2 separate regions of the Homo sapiens genome follow, and region 2 is linked to region 1. Evidence: chromatin loops called from intact Hi-C (ENCODE). Cell type or tissue: chondrocyte. All regions are shown on one strand. Links, peaks and the distances in the headings refer to the core of each region. The heading gives the core; the rest is flanking DNA.

The links. Hi-C counts contacts between places; a loop is a spot of excess contacts. Peaks named below come from ENCODE experiments on the same cell type or tissue, not always from the same donor. Only the 100,000 strongest peaks of a DNase experiment are listed, where the experiment ranks them.
Region 2: it touches region 1 in a loop (2.6-fold over the local background); 19 of 110 quality-filtered maps call a loop at or near these places.

What each region holds. Positions count from the first base shown.
Region 1 is chr11:19,321,942-19,331,441 of GRCh38, forward strand. No RefSeq gene overlaps it. Among named protein-coding and RNA genes, the nearest start is that of E2F8, 86 kb to the left of the region's middle. RefSeq lists an enhancer at 5,091-5,240. In chondrocyte, for the core only: a CTCF peak has its summit at 4,686; no DNase peak of the experiment used is centred there.
Region 2 is chr11:19,730,282-19,739,781 of GRCh38, forward strand. All of the region lies in intron 1 of NAV2 (neuron navigator 2), which reads left to right. Among named protein-coding and RNA genes, the nearest start is that of LEISA1, 20 kb to the left of the region's middle. In chondrocyte, for the core only: CTCF peaks have their summits at 5,469 (motif pointing left) and 5,672; no DNase peak of the experiment used is centred there.

The sequences.
Region 1 (9,500 bases), core at 1,873-6,872:
TATGCCTAGCCATGTTGTATATGCTTGTACAAAGTATGTACAACACACCCACACAATCTGAAACATTCCAAATTTGAATGTAAACTCTCTTTCATTATTATGGTCCCATTGAGACATTAAATTTCAAGATGAAATTCCCTTTGCTTGTAAGATTCTGGAGGAAAAATGCCCACGATGTCTTCCTGTATGCTTCCTTTTTCTGCTTATTCTCAGCTAGAGAGGTCCCACCCAGATACGTGGGTGCAGTCTCGGTTTCTTTTGTTACTTTAGCCTCTATTATCTTTTACTGCAATGATTGAACACCTCTTTAGCGTCTTCAATATTAAATTCACCAAACCTCAAATCTCCCACATGTTCTGGTTTTCTTTTCTAGTTCCAGAGCATCGGCAGAGCCTCTAAAATGAGGAGTAGATTGGCTTGGCTGAGGGATTCACCAACAGCCTCAGATACACCTATACATTCTGTTACTTTATCCCAGGTATCCTTTTAATAAACCACCTAATTCATGAGGATCTATGATTTTCAATATCATGTTTTCCAACATTCAAGAGCACTGGCCCCAAATAGATACACATGATTATGAATGTAGTTGCAAAAGAATTCTATATAAAATATTAGCAAATCAAATCCAGAAAAGTATTAAAAGTACAACATATGATGACAGAGTAAAGTTTTGTTCCAGGAAAGCAGATATTGCTTAACATTAGGAAGTCTGTTAATGAATTCATTTTACTAATAGGTTAAAGGAGAAAAACCATATGACTTTCTCTCTGAGTGCTGAAACAGATTTTACTAAATTCATCATCTTTTCCTAATTAAAGGTTTTAGTAAATTTTGAAGAGAAGGAGGGTTTTAAAATATAAAGAGCATAAGAAGGGAGCAAACATCACATTTAATGGTACAATAACAGAGGCCTCACTAGTAAAGATAAGAAAAGTATAAGGACACATACTGTCCCTGGGATTAATCAAGATGGTGTTGGAGTCTTAGCCAAAGCAGTAAGATAAGATAAAGAAATGAGAGATACAAATATTGGAGGGAAAGAGCCAAAGTTATAATTATTTGAGGATGATAAAATTGTTTGGTTGAACTATCTAAGAAGATTGACTTTTAAGAATTTGTACTTAAGGTGCTGAATACAGAATAGTAACCTTCCTATATATTAACATTACCTAGTTAGGCAACTAGGAGAAAAGGTGCTTATAACAAAAATATCTATAAAATATATAAGAATAATTGTAGCTGGAAAATAGAAGAACTAGAAGGAAACTTTGGAGAGTATCTTTTATAATCTTGGTATAGAGAAAACCCTTCTTAGCATATAACAGAGTCTATAATATGTTAAAAAATACTGACAGATTTGACTAGATAAGAATTGTGAATGTCTGTAAAACAAAGACACCGTAAAGAAAGTTCAAAGTTGAGTGACAAACCCAGAGAAAATATTTGCTACTTGTGTAACATAGAAAAGATTTCTATCCAGAATATAAAAGACTTCTACCAATCAATCAAACAAGTTCTAACAACCTGACAGAAAATGGTCAAAAAGTATTGGATTAGCTAAGGATATGTTTGCTAATGTAACAGACAAGCTGCCAAATCTCATTTGAAATACAAAAATAGTTGTTCATTATCACCTGGCAGCTCTTCTCCAACCAGTGATTCAGGAACCCAGGCATTGCATCTTACACACTTAGCTTCCAAGGTCAAAGTGTTCAAACTGAAAATATGGCATGGACCTTGCTCTAAATGGTGCTTGTATTTCAGTAGGGGGAGACAGATTCAAGAAAAAACAGGTAAATTTAAAGAGCAAGAAAATTTCAGAGAATGGTGAGTGCTAAAGGTAAGGAACTTTAAGGTGATCAGCAAAAGTCTTTCTGAGGAGGTGACATCTGAGCTGTGACATTAAGAGCCAGCCATGTGAGAATCTTATGAAATAGCCTTTTAGGCAGTGGAATAGCAATAAAAAAGGCTTTGTGATGGGAATGAACTTGACTTATTTGAGGTGCCCAGAAAATGTTGGTTTGGAGGAGTGAGGAGAGTGGTAGTATCAGATATGGGGGACTTCCATGTTATGTAGGACCTTATAGACAAAGCAAAGGAATTTGATTTTTATTCTGTGTGCAGTGAGAAACCAACATGTCACAGTTTCAGTGGTATCTGCATATTGATGCCAAATCAACACCCCTTCATGTTAAAAACTCTCAATAAACTAGGTATTAAAGGAACATACCTCAAAATAATAAGAGCCATCTATGACAAACCCACAGCCAACATCATACTAAATAAGCAAAAGCTGGAATCATTCCCCTTGAAAACCAGCGCTAGACAAGAATGCCCTCTCTCACCATTCCTGTTCAATATAGTATTCGAAGTCCTGGCCAGAGCAATCAGGCAAGAGAAAGAAATAAAGGGCATCCAAATAGGAAGAGAGGAAGTCAAAGTATCCCTGTTTGCAAATGACATGGCTCTATAAATAGAAAACCCCATACTTTCAGCCCAAAAGCTCCTTAAGCTGATAACTTCAGTGACATCTCCAGAATACAAAATAAATGTACAAAAATCAGTAGCATTCCTATACACCAACAGCTATCAAGCCGATAGCCAAATCAGGAACAAAATCTCATTCACAATTGCCACAAAAGAATAAAATACCTGGGAATACAGCTAACCAAGGAGGCGAAAGATCTCTTCCATAACTACAAAACACTGCTAAAAGAAGTCAGAGATGTCAAACAAATGGATAAACATTGCAATGCTCATGGATACGAAGAACCAATATTGTTAAAATGGCCAGACTGCCGAAAGCAACTTACAAATTCAATACTAATCCTGTAAAACTATCAATGACATTCTTCACAGAACTAGAAAAAACTCTTTTAAACTTCATATGGAACCAAAAAAGAGCCCCAATAACCAAGGCAATCCTAAGCAAAAAGAACAAAGCTAGAGACAACATATTACCTGACTTCAAATTATACTGCAGGGCTACAGTAACCAAAACAGCATGGTACTGGTACAAAAACAGACACACAGACAATTGGAAGAGAATAGGGAGCCCAGAAATAAGGCTGCCCACACTCAACCATTTATCTTTGACAAAGATGACAAAAACAAGTAATGGAGAAAGGACTCCTTATTCAATAAATGGTTCTGAGATAACTGACTAGCCATGTGCAGGAGATTGAATCTGGACCATTTTCTTACACCATATGCAAAATTCAAATTAAGATGGATTAAAGACTTAAATGTAAAACCCAAAACTACAAGAACCCTGGAAGACAACCTAGGCAATACCATTCTGGACATGAGAACAGGCAAAGGTTTCATGACAGATGCCAGAAGCAAATGCAACAAAGCAGAAATTGACAAATGGGATCTAATTAAACTAAAGAGTTTCTGCACAGCAAAAGAAACTAACAACAGAGTAAACAGACAACCTACAGAATAGGAGAAAATATTTTCAAACTATGCATCTGGTTTAATATCCAGCATCTATAAGGAACTTAAACAAATCTATAAGAAATAAAAAACAAATAAACCTGTTAAAAAGTGAGCAAAAGGCATGAACAGACACCTTTCAAAAGAAGACATACATGCGGCCAACAAGCATATGAAAAAAAGCTCAGCACCACTGATCATTAAAGAAATGCAAATCAAAACCACAATGAGATACCATCTCACGCCAGTCAGAATGGCTATTATACGATAGTCAAAAAATAACAGGTGCTGGGGAGGTTGTGGAGGAAAAGGAACATTTATACACTGTGGGTGCAAGTGTAAATTAGTTCAACAATTGTGGAAAACAGAATGGCAATTCCTCAAAGACCTAAAAACAGAACACCATTAAGCCTATCAATCCTATTACTGGGAATATAAATAATTCTATCATAAAGACACATGCACGCGTCGCAGCACTATTCACAATAGCAAAGACATGGAATCAACTTAAATGCCCATCAGTGGTAGACTGGATAAAGAAAATGTGCTACATATATACCATGGAATACTATACAGCCATAAAAATGAATGAGAACATGTCCTTTGCAGGTACATGGATGGAGCTGGAGGCCATTTTCCTTAGCAAACTAATGCAAAAACCGAAAACCAAATACCACATGTTCTCACTTATAAGTGGGAGCTAAATAATGAGAACACATGGACACATAGAGGGGAACAACAGACACTGAGGCCTACCTGAGGGTGGAGGGTGGAAGGAAGGACAGGATCAAGAAAAATAACTAATGGATATCAGGCTTAATACCTGGGTGATGAAATAATCTGTATAGCAGAACCCCATGACACAAGTTTACCTACATAACAAACCTGCACATGTACCCCCGAACTTAAAATAAAAAGAAAAAAGAAAAAAACAAGAAGCAATGAAGACAGCTTTTGAAAATGCTTTCTGGAAGGCATTTTTGAACAAATTTGTGCTAGTTCTCCACCTCCTCTTCAGGCTGAGCTTTGCTGACTGAAGTCATTTGACAAGATTTCAGCAGAGTGGAGTGTGTAAATGTTATGCAGAATGAATTACAGGTCTGGAGACATTCATTTCATTACCCTAGATTCTATTAGCAAAGTTCACTTTATGGAACAGTCCAAAATGATTTATCTAATGCCTGCTTCTTCAGGAATGTTTCAAATCCTGAGCTATAAGTGGTTGTTGAAATTATTAAGAGATGTCCATTTTAGCCACTAGGAGGTATAGTTGTGATTTTGGAATGTGCCTTCAATTTCTTTTTAAAATGCAAACCAGACCATCCAATAGAACACCTAACACAGTACCCAGCCCACAGCCCAGGCTCAGTGCTGATGAAGGAATGCAAATGTCAGTTGTCAGAGAGTCCTCTCTCCCCAGGCCTGCTTTGGATATGCTCCAGGAGAATGGGGCTGTGTCCCCGATACCTACAACAGCTCTTGGCACATGGTAGGCACACAATCAATATCTCTGAATGACTGAGTGGATGAATGATGAGATTTTCCTGCACTTCAGCCACATTTTCACACACAGTGGAGCCATCCATCCATGTGGAACCCTTGGTTTGCCAACACTGCTTTGGAAAAGTGGGCCAAGGATAAGGACTGTTGTCATGGCAGTCTGACACCGCCCATACCTTCAGCCTCTATCCACATCCTCTTCCACCCTCAACCCAGTGCTGTGGCCACTGGCAACTTCCCCCAGGCCTCCTTCTCAAGGCTTTTACAAGTGCTATTCCTCTTTGGGGAGAGGCCTCATCTGTACCCACCCTTGCCTTGACTCACTGATTGGCAAGTTAACTCTTGCTTATCCTTCAGGTTCCAGCTCAGATGTGGCCTCTTCCAGGGTATTTCTCTGACTGCACCCTCTCCCCTCACTGACTACATAAGGTTTCCCTGTCATGTGCTCTTATGTACTGTTTTTCAAAGTGATTATCAATGTTTATAATTTTGTTGTGTAATTATTTTAAGGCAGCATTGTGTAGTGATTAAGAGCAGGAACAAATGCCTGCAGGGTTGAAACTTCAGCTCTGTCATGTGCAAACTGCGTGAACTTGGGCAAGGTATTTCACCTTTCTTTATTCACTTCCTCATTGGTAGACAGGAGACGACACCACTACTCACTTTTAGGGTTACTTGTGACAATTAAATAAGCTAATAAATGTAAATGCCACTTTGAGTTGGCCTTTTTTATTTGACGAGTATGTGTCTCCTGTGCTAGCCCCATGAGGATAGAGTGGGCATTTTACTTGTCATTGTATTCTCATATTTAGTGGTGTCTGGTCTCTGGTAGGCACTCAATAAATTTTTGTGAAATAAATGAAGGAAAAATCACAAACTTTTTTTCAACAAGCCAGGTACAAGACAAGAGGAGGAAGCCTGCTGCAAAGGATGCAAAAGGCCCATGCCTCCAACCTCAGTCTGGCTGTCATTGCTAACGTCACTAAGCCATGGTTGCCAGGCAATTGCTGGGGGAAAAAAGCACTTTCAAAGCCAACTAAGCACCTACTGTGTGACACTGTGTGACAAACTCTCAACAGCATCCAGTCCTGGCCCTGTAGGTCCTCCCGGAATAAAAATTTTCTCAAACCTATATATGTGGCTCTAATGAGATGTGTTAAAATAGAGCAGTGCTTTTCAACTTTTGTATGAAAGCTGCAGGATTTGTTAAAACATAGACTGCTGGCCCCACCCTCAGTAATTCTAATATTGAAGTAACTCTGGGTTGGGATTCAAGAATTTGCATTTCTGACAAGTTCTACTTGCAGCAAATCCTGTTGGTCCAGAGACTACATTTTGAGAACCACTGAAATAGGGGCATGTTCTTGACATGAATGGGGAAGCAGTGTGATTAAATTTGACTCTAGGAGAGTGGTCATAGAGGTGGTGACATTTGAACTGGGCCTAGAAGGATGAGAAGGATTTTTCAGAATAAGGACACAGGTTCCCTGCAGGGCATGAACAAGACGGGGAGAGATGAGCGCCTGTTTGGGAAATGATCTTATGTGGGAAGAGGCAGAGGCTGCCGAGCCTGCAGCATTGTGGGGTCATTCATCCCTTATTCTTGGCCAGCGTGGAGGGAGGTAGCCTGGGGAGAAGATGAACCCAGGAGGGGAAAGGTTAGGCAGGAAGAGCTTAGACTCTTCAGCTTTGTAGTTAGACAGACCTAGACTTGAATCTCGACTTCATCACTTACCACCTGCAGGACTCTCAACAAGTAATTTACTTTTCTCAGCCTCAATTTTCTCACCTGTGAAATGGGACTAGAATAGTCACTGTTTCATAAAATAATCGTGGACTAAATTAGCTAATAGATGTGAATTACTCAGCTTTAGGTTCGGCCCGTAGAGGATACTCTGTAATGGAAGCTATCATCAGTATTAGTCATTAGTATTGGTCAGTCTAATGCAGAAATGACCACACTGAAGATATTTATACATCTGCCTTCCCTACCAGGCTGCGTTCCCTGAGCATGGTCTGTGACACCTCTTCTGGGTACCCCCACTCCCCGCAGAGCCAGAGCCTGGTGAAGCTCAGATGCTCAAGAGATGTGACTCAGGCAGGGATCTCTGCTCCCATGCAGGGCTCTGGTGGTCTGGGAGCAGTGTCAGGGAGCCAGCAGACACTAGGAAGAGAAGCAGGATGAGGAAGCCAGAGAAACTGGAGGAGACTTCTGCCTGTGCCCCAGCATGACCTCAAACAGGTGGCCCAGCCCCAGGAAACTGTAAACCCAAGCCCAACTTCAGGCTGCATGGACTCCTCCCAAGGGAGGAGGGCTTGCCACGGTGCAGCAAATACAGCAGTGAGCAAGACAAATAGTGTCCTGCATTCACGGAGGTCAGGAAAGCTGAAGCAGATGAGAAATCAGGTAGCTTTTCAAGGAGCTCATGGGTAATTATACTAGGACATGTGGGGTGGGAGCACCTGCCCTTGAGAACACTCCTCCTGGCGGAAGGGCTCAGTTCACTTTTGGTGATTTTGGGATAAAGAACAGGGCACATAAGATCCTGCTCTTTCTTTCTTCCATTCTGCAGGGAGTGAGCCTGTCCATGGCAAGCTCCAGCCAGCTCTGCTCCTCCTGCCCTACCTCTTAGGTGACCCCGCTTCCTAGTCTGCATGTCAGCACCCAGAAGCCCTTTTGCCCACAGATATCAGCCACATGTTCTAATATCAACTGTACTGGAAATAAAGGTGAGATTTTGTTCTCCCATCTGCCTTGCTTTTTTTTTTTCTTATTCTTTATTGCATCAGAACTAACACGGAGTAGAAGGGTGCTATTTTGTAGCCCCTCAAACTCTCCAACGAAGGGAGTTAGAAAGGGTTAGGAAGTGCTATTTTAGATAAGGGAGGTGAGAAAGACCTCTATGATGAAGTGACATTTTGGTGGGGAGATCTGAAGGAAGTGAGGGAGAAAGCCTTGTGGGAGAAGAGCACTCTGGGGAGAGGGAGCAGCCTGTGCAAAGGCCTTGAGGCAGGCATTTGTTTAGTGTGTGTGTGGAACAGCAAGGATGGCAATGTGGCTGGAGAATAGTGAAAGCAGAGGGGACGGTTCTCAGGGATTCTTGACTTTCTGTCCCAGGCAGGTATTTGTCTAGATTGGATAATGGGCATAGCACAGCTCATAGAAGGAATAAATGCTTCATTCTGGAAGCCCACAAACTATTGTTTTGAGCAATCTGCAAGTTTCCCCACCCCTGCTTGGTGCCAGGACTCCCCTTTGAGAGCCAAGAGCTGGAGAGATGTGCCAGAAACACAGATTGGAAGATGCATGACATCCCTTGGGAGAGACTGGCTGGAAGGCAAGATCCACAAGACAGAAAGCAGAGATGACCCTCAAGTTGAAAAGCTTGAACCTAGCTGGGTGATTGATTACCAGGAGACCACCCTGATTTTGTTCTCTAATTACGGTGTTTATTTGATGCATCATATTGGGCCTGAAACCCTTAATACCAGCCGGTGCTGTTCAGTGTTACAATGTCCTAATTAAGCTTTGATTTATATGCTAATTTTATTCCAAGTGTGTTCAAAAGGGGAAAAGTTATTAGACTTTATTTTGAGATTACATTTTAATCCTGAGGTCTGCCAGAGAGCACTGTGTTTATTCTGTTGGCTTTTGTTTCCAGGATGTTAGTGGCAATTGTGATTATTTCCTCGGAGGGGAAGGATGATGAAGTGGTAAGGAGCTGTTTAGAGTTGGTGGGGCTTCTGCTAATTGGAATTATGTAACCTCTTGCCTTTGCCTTGACAGCTTTGCAATGAGGCTTGCCTTGACTGCCCAGCTGCTTAGGAGGGACAACAGGGATGTGCCTTAGGGATGTCGCAGGGAATATTTGGAAGGAAGGCCATTACATGAGGGAGTGATTGGATTCTGGAATGTGAGGGGAAATTGGGCTTTTACCACATGAGTCCCTGAAATTTGTAAGAGTCACGCAAAAACCAGCAAGGGGAGCAGCTGGTCTTTGCTACAGAAAGGATGTGTTTTGTTTGTTTGTTTTTATACTGTTATTTATCCTAAGTGGATGTCACTTGAAATTTCCTGTTCAAGGATTAAAAAGTCTTATGAATCAAATTATCTTTGGATCTTAGAAGGTTCACGTGGCTTCATAAATACTCTGAAATAGTATGAAAAATAGGGTATGCATCCGCATGTGTGCATCGTGCTTGAGTGTGTTGTCTGGGGATGAGTCCAAAGTTTCCATCAGATTTCCAAGAGTACTGGCCCTTCAAAACATTAAGAATCACAGGACTGGGGAACATCCAGCTTGAATCTGTGATTTAATTTCCTGAGACTGGATGTGTGGTCTGAAAACACAAATTAACAACCAGCAGTTCCTTTCCCTCTGCCCATCCAAATCGTAGCTCCCTGGGTCCACAATGGTGCCCAAGTTCAGAAGGCCATGGGGGCAGGTTGAATTGTGAGGGATGCTTACCTGATCTCAGAGGCATGGGCAAGGACCCATTATCTTTCCTCTGAGTGACCTGAGTCCTATTTGTCCCAACTTCTGAGGGAAGAGCAGAGT
Region 2 (9,500 bases), core at 2,710-7,709, 410 kb after region 1:
AATCCAGCCTTCAGTAACGTTGTGCTGCTGCCGGCTGCTTTCACCACATCCAGACCCCCCACCCACACAGGCGAAGGTTTTGGCCAAGGGCACCCTGGAGGGGGAGGAAAAAGTGCCTTCCAGAGGGGCTTGTTGCAAAGCCCCTGAATGGACCCATTGAGGCTCCAGGGCAGGATGACAATGGGCCTGTTGGGGCCCTCGGTCTGCTGAGGTGACAGGGCTGGGGCCGGGCAGGCAGTGCAGTGCTGGCTCAGAGGCCAGACGCTGACTTCCAGGGCTGGGAGCCAGCGCTTCTGACGTGCTCCGAAATGCCAGCTTTGCTTAATGGGGAGCAGCTGGGGTGGGCTCCGCATAACTCCCTATGCCAGGAAGGCAGCGTGAACCCAGTTCCTCAGGCTACAGCCGCTCTTTTCCTCCTCCCGGCCTGGCACTGCTCCCCCTTCCTGAGCCAGGCCTTGCTCACCGGACACCAGGATCATAGTCAGCTCCTTCTAGTGTCCCCTTGGTCCTCAGGGGCATTCTTTTCAGCCTGATTGGATAAATAACACCCCTTCCCCAATAGTCTAGCCTGCCTACAGGTGCAGCTGCCAGCTAACATGCAGCATGCCCAGTGAAATTTGAATTTTAAATAAATGATGAAAAAATTTTAATTATATTTAAATATGTAATAAATGACAAAGCCTGAACCAAGATATGAGTTCATTTTGTGGGTCATGGGACACACTTAAACCAAAAAATTATTTGCTGTTTATCTGAAATTCAGATTTAACTGGGCATCCTCTATTTTTATGTGCTAGATCTGATGACCCTACCCAAGGCAGCCATGATGGATACCCATGTGGGGTTACTAGGACTTAGTTAGGTTTTCCTTTATGCCACCAAGGTGGGGGATAGGGAGAAGGAGGCCTCTCTGTGCCCACCCTCCACCTCCCATTTCCTGTACATAAAATGCTGGATGCCACACTTAGTAGGTCTTACTCACAGGCAAGCATTGCCCCCAGTGTTACCCACACCACCCTCCCTTCTAGGAGCTGCAGCTTTCTCCCTGGCTCCCACAGTGGGAAGGGAAGCTTTGGGATACAATTGCAGTTGGTGACTATTTACTGAGCACCTGCCTATCACACTGGGCTGAACCCTGGCAATTTAATGAGAATGAGACAGATGTAGGCTTTGCTCTCAAAAGAGCTTACAGGCTAGTAGGGGAGAGAGGCATTTGAACAAAAGAGCAACTATAATTCAGTGAACCATAAACACTGTGGGTAGGTGGCAGGGGTTGTTGGGGGGATAGTTATTGAGGGAGGTATCTCAGAAATTCCAGGAGAGCATCTCACTCGCACCTGTAGGACCAGGATAGAGGTCTTAGAGTCAGGAGATTTGAGATGAAATCCTGGGCCACGTCATTGAGTTGAGTAGCTATGTGGGCATGGGCCGATCATTTAACCTCTTGAGCCTTGATTTTCCTTATCTAGAAAGTGGGAACAATTTTCCTTGCTTTAGGGACCAATGTGAGTTTCCAAGTAAAATGATTAATGTGAACATGTATTGCTAACTGCAGGGTCCTAGATCAAACAAATGTGTGTGTTTGTGTGTATGTGTGAAGTCAGAGGTAGGAGTTGAAGGATAGGGAAAATACAGAGGGGTTAGGAATGCTTGGGCCCCATCCCTGCTCTGTGGCTTGTACAGTATTTTGCTGTTTGCAAAGGATAATGATTAAGAGTATGGGCTGGGAGGCTGAGGTGAGTAGATCACCTGAGGTCAGGAGTTTGAGACCAGCCTGGCCAACATGGCAAAACCCCATCTCTACTAAACAAAAATACAAAAATTAACCAGGCATGGTGGCGCGCACTTGTAGTCAGTCTCCCTGCTACTCGGGAGGCTGAGGCAGGAGAATCGCTTGAACCCAGGAGGCGGAGGTTGCAGTGAGACGAAATCATGCCACTGTACTCCAGCCTGGGTGACAGAGTGAGACTCCGTCTCAAGAAAAAAAAAAAAAGAGTATGGGCTGGAAATTCAAACAGGCCTGGGTTTCAGCGCCATCTCTACTGTGTGACCTCAAGTAAGTACCTAATCTCTTTGTGCCTTAGTTTTCTCCCCTGTAAAATGGAGCCTCACAGGCATGGTTAAAAGGATGAAAAGTAGACCATTCATATAAAGTGCTTAGCATGGAGTCTGTCACATAGCAAGTGCCCAGAAGTGGGCAGCTATTAAGAGGGTCTTAGTTGAGTAGCATAACAACCTTGTGAGGTAGAAATTATCAGGTGGAGAATGAAGTTCAGAGAGGTTAGGTAACCAGCCCAAGGAGGCATAGCCAGAGAGGCGCCTCTGGGAGAATATACCCCTGGCTTCTTAGGAGGCCTTTGGTCACCCAGCCTTCAAGGAACTCTGCTTCTAGCTTTTGGTTGGACAATTCCCTGGGGACTAGCTGGACTCTGGGATTCCTTGCCCAGTTATGGTCTGGTTCAGATACCTGGGTGTTTCCTGGAGATCTCAGCATGCCTGTGTGTGCCAGGCCTACCCTGCCCAGCCTCTGCAGGGTCAGGGAGAAAGAGCATCCTTTAGGAATCTGATGACTTACGTGCCTCACACCAACTATTCTTCCTTTGCTGGATTTGAAGTCTGAGATATGGGCCTCATTTTTATTATCTTATTCCTTTGTGTTAATCAATGCCTGCACAATTATGCAGTTGGCATGGATGCTAGTTTTATTGTCTTGAACACAAAAGCAGCTTTGAAAATGTGGTATTTCTAGGGAGCGGCTGGGGGTGAGCCTCTCACTGGAGAAGGCAAACTTTAGCCAATCATTTCCCCCTCCAATGGGAACAGAAGCAGGTGGATTAAACTGCTCCATTAGGCGATCTTTTGTTTCTAATAGAATAATCATCAACAACCCTTGATGGTTGAAGGTCAGGGAAGGGAGCTAGACCTGGCTGAGCATTTGCTGTGTGCTCAGCTCTGTGTTGGAGCTTCTTTCACATCAAGTTCAGTTGTCTCTATCACTCTGTGTTTATGTCTTAGACCCATTTTTCAAATGAGTAAGATGAGATAGAGAAGTTGACTGATTTGATCTAGGTCACATGGCTGGTAAATGATAGCTCCAGGTTTTGAGCTCAAGTCTGTTCAGTTCTGGAGTCCATACCTTACTATCACCCATGTGCCTAGGTCTATGTGCTTTACGGGAGACCGAAACAGTGGAAGGCATGTGCTTGCCTTCAGGTTCTGCTAAGAACCCAAGATGCTTCACTTACCGCACAACGGGTTTTAAGGCACCTGCACCGTTAGTTCCTGACTTGATAACATGGGACTGAGACTTCCAGGGGAAATGGGGTAGGAGCTGGTTTCTGATTTCACATTTACTTAAAGGAGAGAAAGGATTTAGATATATGGGGAGAGGAAAGAGGGTTTTTCAAGGACAGAAAGCTATCATGGGATTCCAAGTAGGGGAAGGCGGGCTGAAAATAGTGTATAAGAGATTCATATCAGGACATGGAAAAGGATGAAGACTGGAGGCCTACCTGGAGACTGTTGGTAATCCTGGTACTGCTACTGATGATGGTAATGGGAGGCTGATGGTGGTAGTTGTGATAGTGATAGTGATGGTGATGGTTAACGTGTATTGAATGCTTAATATTTGCCAGATACTAGTCTAAGAATTTTACAAGCATGAACTTGTTTAATGCTCACAACAATCTTATAGGAAAGGTACTGTAATTAGCCCCATTTTTAGTTGAGGAAATGGAGGCATAGAGAGGCATAAGGGTCTGAAATAGTGGTGGACTTTGAGGCTGGAGAATAACAAGCAGATGTAAGAGCCATTGAAGGAAGAACTAGGGCAGAATCTGGTGACCATGTCGAGAAAGGGATAAAGGAATAGGAGAGTCTACAATGAATTCAAGGTAACCTATTGATCTTTTATAGGAGCCAACTTCCTGGTGGTAGTTATTGGTGAAGTTATGACCTGACTAGGAAAGACAAGCTTTCAATTTACTAAATGCCTTTATTAAAATGGAAATGTGATATTTGAGAGGATGAATATGATGACCCATTGCCAGACATAGACATCTTAACATGAGTGAGGTCATCAGCTTCAGTGCAAGGGGAATTGCTTAAGTGAAGGGACACTGGATGGGTTAGTTTTGAGAAGGCCTGTGCCAGCCAATTCCTTCCTTCAGGGTGTGCTATCCTAAACATAACCACCCAGGGTCTCTTTTCCTACAACCGCTTCCCCTTCCTTCCTATTCACCCTCAATCTGATGTAAAGCAGTTCATGCTCAAGCATTCGTTGCCAACACTGGATTAAGATCTCCCTCCTTCCAGGTCATACATTGGCATTTTAACAGAGACTTTTAGAAACTTGGCTAATGAAGGTGGGGATGTGAGTGATCCTGGGGTTAGGAAGGGATGGGAAAAGTTCATGCATCCCTCCCCTAACTCCCAACAGACATACAATGGAAAGGGCTGGGGTCTCAACTTAGGCTTCACACCAGCAGTGCCTGGACTCCAAGTTTCTAGACCCAGATTCCCAAAAAAGTCATGAAACACATTCTCTTAGCCAAGTATGCCATGGAGGGCTGGGTCAAGCCTATGAGCCTCCACTCAGGCTGGCAGTGAAAAGCAGCCCTGGGCCCTCCAGCCCACCTAGGTAGCATGTAGTTATTACAAGCATGGACTCTCCAGACAGCCAAGCTAGAGTTGGAGCCAAGCCTCAGATTTGTTTGCTGTGTGACCTTAAACAAGTCATTTCATTTCTCGACTCTTAGTTTTCTCATTTGTAAATGAGGATAATAGTGTTGAGAGGAGTAAATCAGAGAAGGTCTGTAAGGTGCTGAGCCCAGGACATATCACATAGTAGGTACTCACTAAATATAAGCTGCAGTTGTCGTGCCAGGCCCACTGTGAACAACTCCAGAAGACATAAAGCTTCTCCATGGGCTTTGGGTGAAGCCTGGGACCAGGCAGCTAGGTGTTCCCAGTTGCAGGATGGCAGTGAGCTTAGCACGGGCCCCTGCTCACGCTCCCTGGCTCTCTCTGCCAGAAAAATGGGTGGTACTAGAGAGTCTGCATTTCCCTGCGAGCAGCTTTCTTCCCTTGGCATCCTAGGCAGGGCCTTTGTACAATTCCTTTTCAGCCCCCAAAGATCTATATCAGAGGTAATAGTAGTTCCAACTGATACTTACAGAGCACCTACTATGTTCCAGGCACTGGATTCATTAATCCTCCCAATCTTTCTGTGAAATCAGCACTATTATTCACCCTGTTTTACATGGGATGAAATGCAGGCACAGCAAGGCCTTGCTTAGAGCAAGTCACTTGCTAAGAATTATATAGCTAAATCAGAGCCACAACTTGAACTCCATTCTGAACCAAGGAGTTTGAAACCATTCCTCCTGCATGATGCATGAAATTTTAATAACCTGCCGACAGCCCAGGAGGTTTGCAGTTTCTCTGAGCCCAAGGGACCAGAGCCATCTGGTGGGTGCTTTTTCAAGGGAGCTGGTGTGACTGTTTCAGGGTAAAATGCAGAGAAATAGCATCACTTTTTTTTTCCCCGTGGTAAAAATAACATGCAAGGATGGGAAGAACAAATGGAGGTTGGGAGGCTGACATTGCGGGGAGGAAGGAGCTAGAATGCTGGGGGCTGTCTACCTGGTGCCATGTGCTGCCATCTGCCCAGTATGGGGGCAACATCAGCCTGACCTGCCAGCACCTGCCTGGCTACCAGTATCAGCTTTCAGGAATAAAAAGATCTTTTTCAAAAAGCCTTTGTTCCCCAGGGAAGCTCAAGGGGCAGAGTGAGGTCCGTGGAGGGTTGTGACAGTTCAAAACATGCTGTCCATTTATAGTATGCAGCAGTGACCCTATATCTCACCCTCTCTATAGCAACTAGCTCCAGACACAAACTGGGCATGGCTTTTGATCATGAAGCATGTTTTTACAAACAAAAAAATACTGAAAGTAGTATGTGAGGCTGAGATTATGTTAATTTATGCAGTTTCCACTGCTGCTAGGATTAAAAATAGCTTTCTTTCAAGAAAACTAGAACTACGCACTGTCAGTATGCCTTCTAGGCCCTCTTGTTGGGCTCCAGGACTGGTGGGCCAGACACAGGACATGGATTATGAGATCCTCCTTGGCAGTCCCAGGTTCTGGAGCTTTGCTGAAGTGGAAGATAAAGACACTTTATCTTCCAGTGGTAAGGACTCTTACAAAGTCTTTACTGCATGTTTCATAAAACTGGATATGCTGAGCTCTAATGAAAGCTGTTGTCAGCATTAAATACCCAGGGAAAGGCATGGAGGCCTTTAAAAAACTGCCACAATGCTCCTGCACTGAAGTGCTCACATTTTGCTCCATATGTGAGAGGGAGGGGAATTTGGCCAGTGTCATCCACCTCATAAAAGGCAAACCCAGGATTTAAACTCAGGTCTGGTGCCTCCAAAGCCCAGGAACTCATGACATCTCTTCCCCCAACTCTGCTGTTCTACATGTTGATTATGGCTACCTGTGGTGCTCATTTTAATCAGATTTCATCAATATAAACATTAGTGGTGGGGTCTTCCTTTAGAGTTAGTATAGCCACAACCACCTCCCCTAGGTTATGCAGGACACCTGGCAAACCTTTTCTGAGGGGCCCCTACCAGGGGAAAAAAAAACTTATTGCCAAACATTAATATGCCAGCCCCATTTTGGCGGGCCGGTCTCACACAATCTCATGAAAGAACTGTAGTGCCAGCCAGGAGGGGCAGTCCTCTTGCTCTCCTAGAATTGGCTGCTAGCCGTAGAGCCCAAGGCAACACCACTGGGGTAATTCCTGAAGATCCTTGGGACATCTGGTTGACACCATAAGTGGACAGAAGTTTAGAGACTGCTCTGAAGGGACAGCTGAGGACAGGGACTCCTGTGGTTCTGGGTCAGAGCAAGGAACAGCCTGGTCAATCCCAGCCACTGGAAAGAGACTTAGAGAATTTCAAAGAGAGCATGGAAACCAGAAAATATGAGTGAAAGGGAAGGGAGTGAATCTACATATTATACACCGTCTATATACCAGTTACAGTGCTATGCATCGTGGGGAGTTACAGGGTGCACAAGAAGGACAGAACCCATACTTTCACGGATCTTACAGCCTGGTTGGGAGAATAGGCATTATAATTACATCATGGCAGGGAGAAGGGATGGGGAAGAGGAGATGGGGAAAGGGCCCAGCTGTCAAATAGATAATTCCAAGGCAGAGTAATATGGTAGAAGGTGGTATAACCTGGCAATTGCAATCACAGACTTGGGATCAAAGAGACTGGATCCAAGAACCATCCTTGCTCCTTTCCAGTTCCATGTCCCTATGCAAGGCATTTATTTATACTCTGAGCTCAGTTTCCTCATCTGAAAAATGGAGATAAGAGTTCTTACCCGACAGGGTGCTTGAGAGGGTTAAGTGAAATAGTGCATGGAAGGCACTTAGCAGGAGGTCTGACATGCATATCGTGCCCAGTGAATGGTGGCTATTACTAGTTATTATCTGATTTCTGAGACCTGAGCAGATCCAACGCAGCTGATCCGAGTAGGGGAGCTGAGATAAGTAGGTGCTCTGACAGCCCAAGCCATGGCTGATGGTGAAACCACTGACAATCTGACAGCAAAGGAAGAGGGGACCAAAAAATCTACTGTCTCAGCAGCTCTTAGAGCAATTAGTGGTGGTTATGATGTGAATTTCTGTTTGATGTCCTCGTCTTTTTGAGAAGATGTGAGTGTATAATGTACAACTTCATGAATGAAAAGGTAAAATAAAATTTTGAGTGCTTTGAACAGGAAGATTATCTGGAAAATTCACTGACTGGGGAGGCCTCCTTCCCTGACATGGCATGCAGAAAGAGCTGTCTTGGGCTTATGGAGAGGTTGACACCTCCAGAACCATCTGCTCTGCAGAGAGTTCCCTCAGGGGGCCAGTGACATGCCCCAGAGTCGGGTCCCTTTCCTCCCTCAGTGCCAGCTATGCTTTCCCTGCCACATGGCAACAGCCCAGGCAGGGCAGGGGCCTCTAGACACATGTCTGCTGAAGACCCAGCAGGAGCCTGTCAGCCTTGCCCAGGCCGGATTTCCAGTTCTGTAGATGTAGATCATAAATGTGGGTGACAGATGTGGGAGAGACACATCCAGGAGATGAAAAGATATCTCCATCTGCTTGGTTCTGGAGAAAATACGGAGACCATAAGTGGATGGTGGCTTTTCCTAATGGGGAACTGTGGCTGAGTTTTCCTGGGGCGAAGCAGTATTTACAACCAACCCAGACCCCGCCCCCAGTATCCTGACACCAGGTTTGGCTGATCAAGTTGGTAGAGGGGGCTTGTTTGCTAGGGGATACTGGGGAGAATGGTTCCTGGCCATTGTGAGGAGAGCTCAGTCTCTGTCCTGTAAAGGAAACCACACAGGTTTTAGTGTTTGGGCTTTGTGAAGGCTCTTTAAAGGTGTTTTAATGACAGCAGAGATGAAAGGTAAGGCTTCTGCTGCTCTGATGTGTGACTGTCTGTCCAAGCTGCCCACAGCAGTGCAGAGTTGTGTGCTGGAGCTCAGAACCTCCCTTGGAGCTCAGTAAATTAGCTTCTGTCCCCTGGTTCACGTATTGGTACCTGCTGGGAGAAGAGGCAGAAGCTGGAGAAAACACACAACTAATATTAGATGGAAAAATGGAATTAGAAACATATACAAATCACTAGCCTGGGCAACATGGTGAAACGCCATCACTACAAAAAATACAAAAATTAGCTGGGCATAGTGGCACACGCCTGTGGTCTCAGCTACTCAGCAGGCTAAGGTGGGAGGATCACTTGAGCCCAGGGAGTTTGAGGCTGCAGTGAACCACGATTGTGCCACTGGGCTTCAGTCTGGGTGACAGAGTGAGACCCTCTGTCAAAAAAAGAAAAGAAGATACATAGACAACTCTTACACACTTCCCTTGTAATCCTCCCAACTTGGTCAGTAAAATTTAAAATCATTTATTGAACATTCATATATACTAGATTCTGTGTTACTCTCTTCATATTCTCAGTTAATCATCGTAGCAACCTAGAGCATTCTCATTTTATTTGCATTTTAATGATGAGAAATGAGTAAAGAGAGGGCTAGATGCCCAAGGTCACACAGGAAATGACAGAGCAGAGATGTAAACTCAGGTCTGTCCCCCTTAATTGTTACTTCAGAGGTCACGCTGGGGACCCTGAATCCCCCTGTTTTCAGGGTCAGTAGCGAATTTTTAAGCTGAGGGGTGTAGCTGATGGCCCTCAGACTGAATCAGGTCTGTGGAGACATTTGCTTATCTGGCACATTGGTTTAGAAAATTTTTAAAAATGATTTTAGAGAGTGTTCTCTGTTAGCCACAGTATCCACCATGCTCATATGTCTTATACCTGGTCAGCTTCTTGGCCCCTATGGGAATTTGAGTTTATAATCCCTAGCTAAACCTCTCTTTTGCTGGAGTCAGTGATGGAAACAGAGGAGACTGGTAGTGTCCT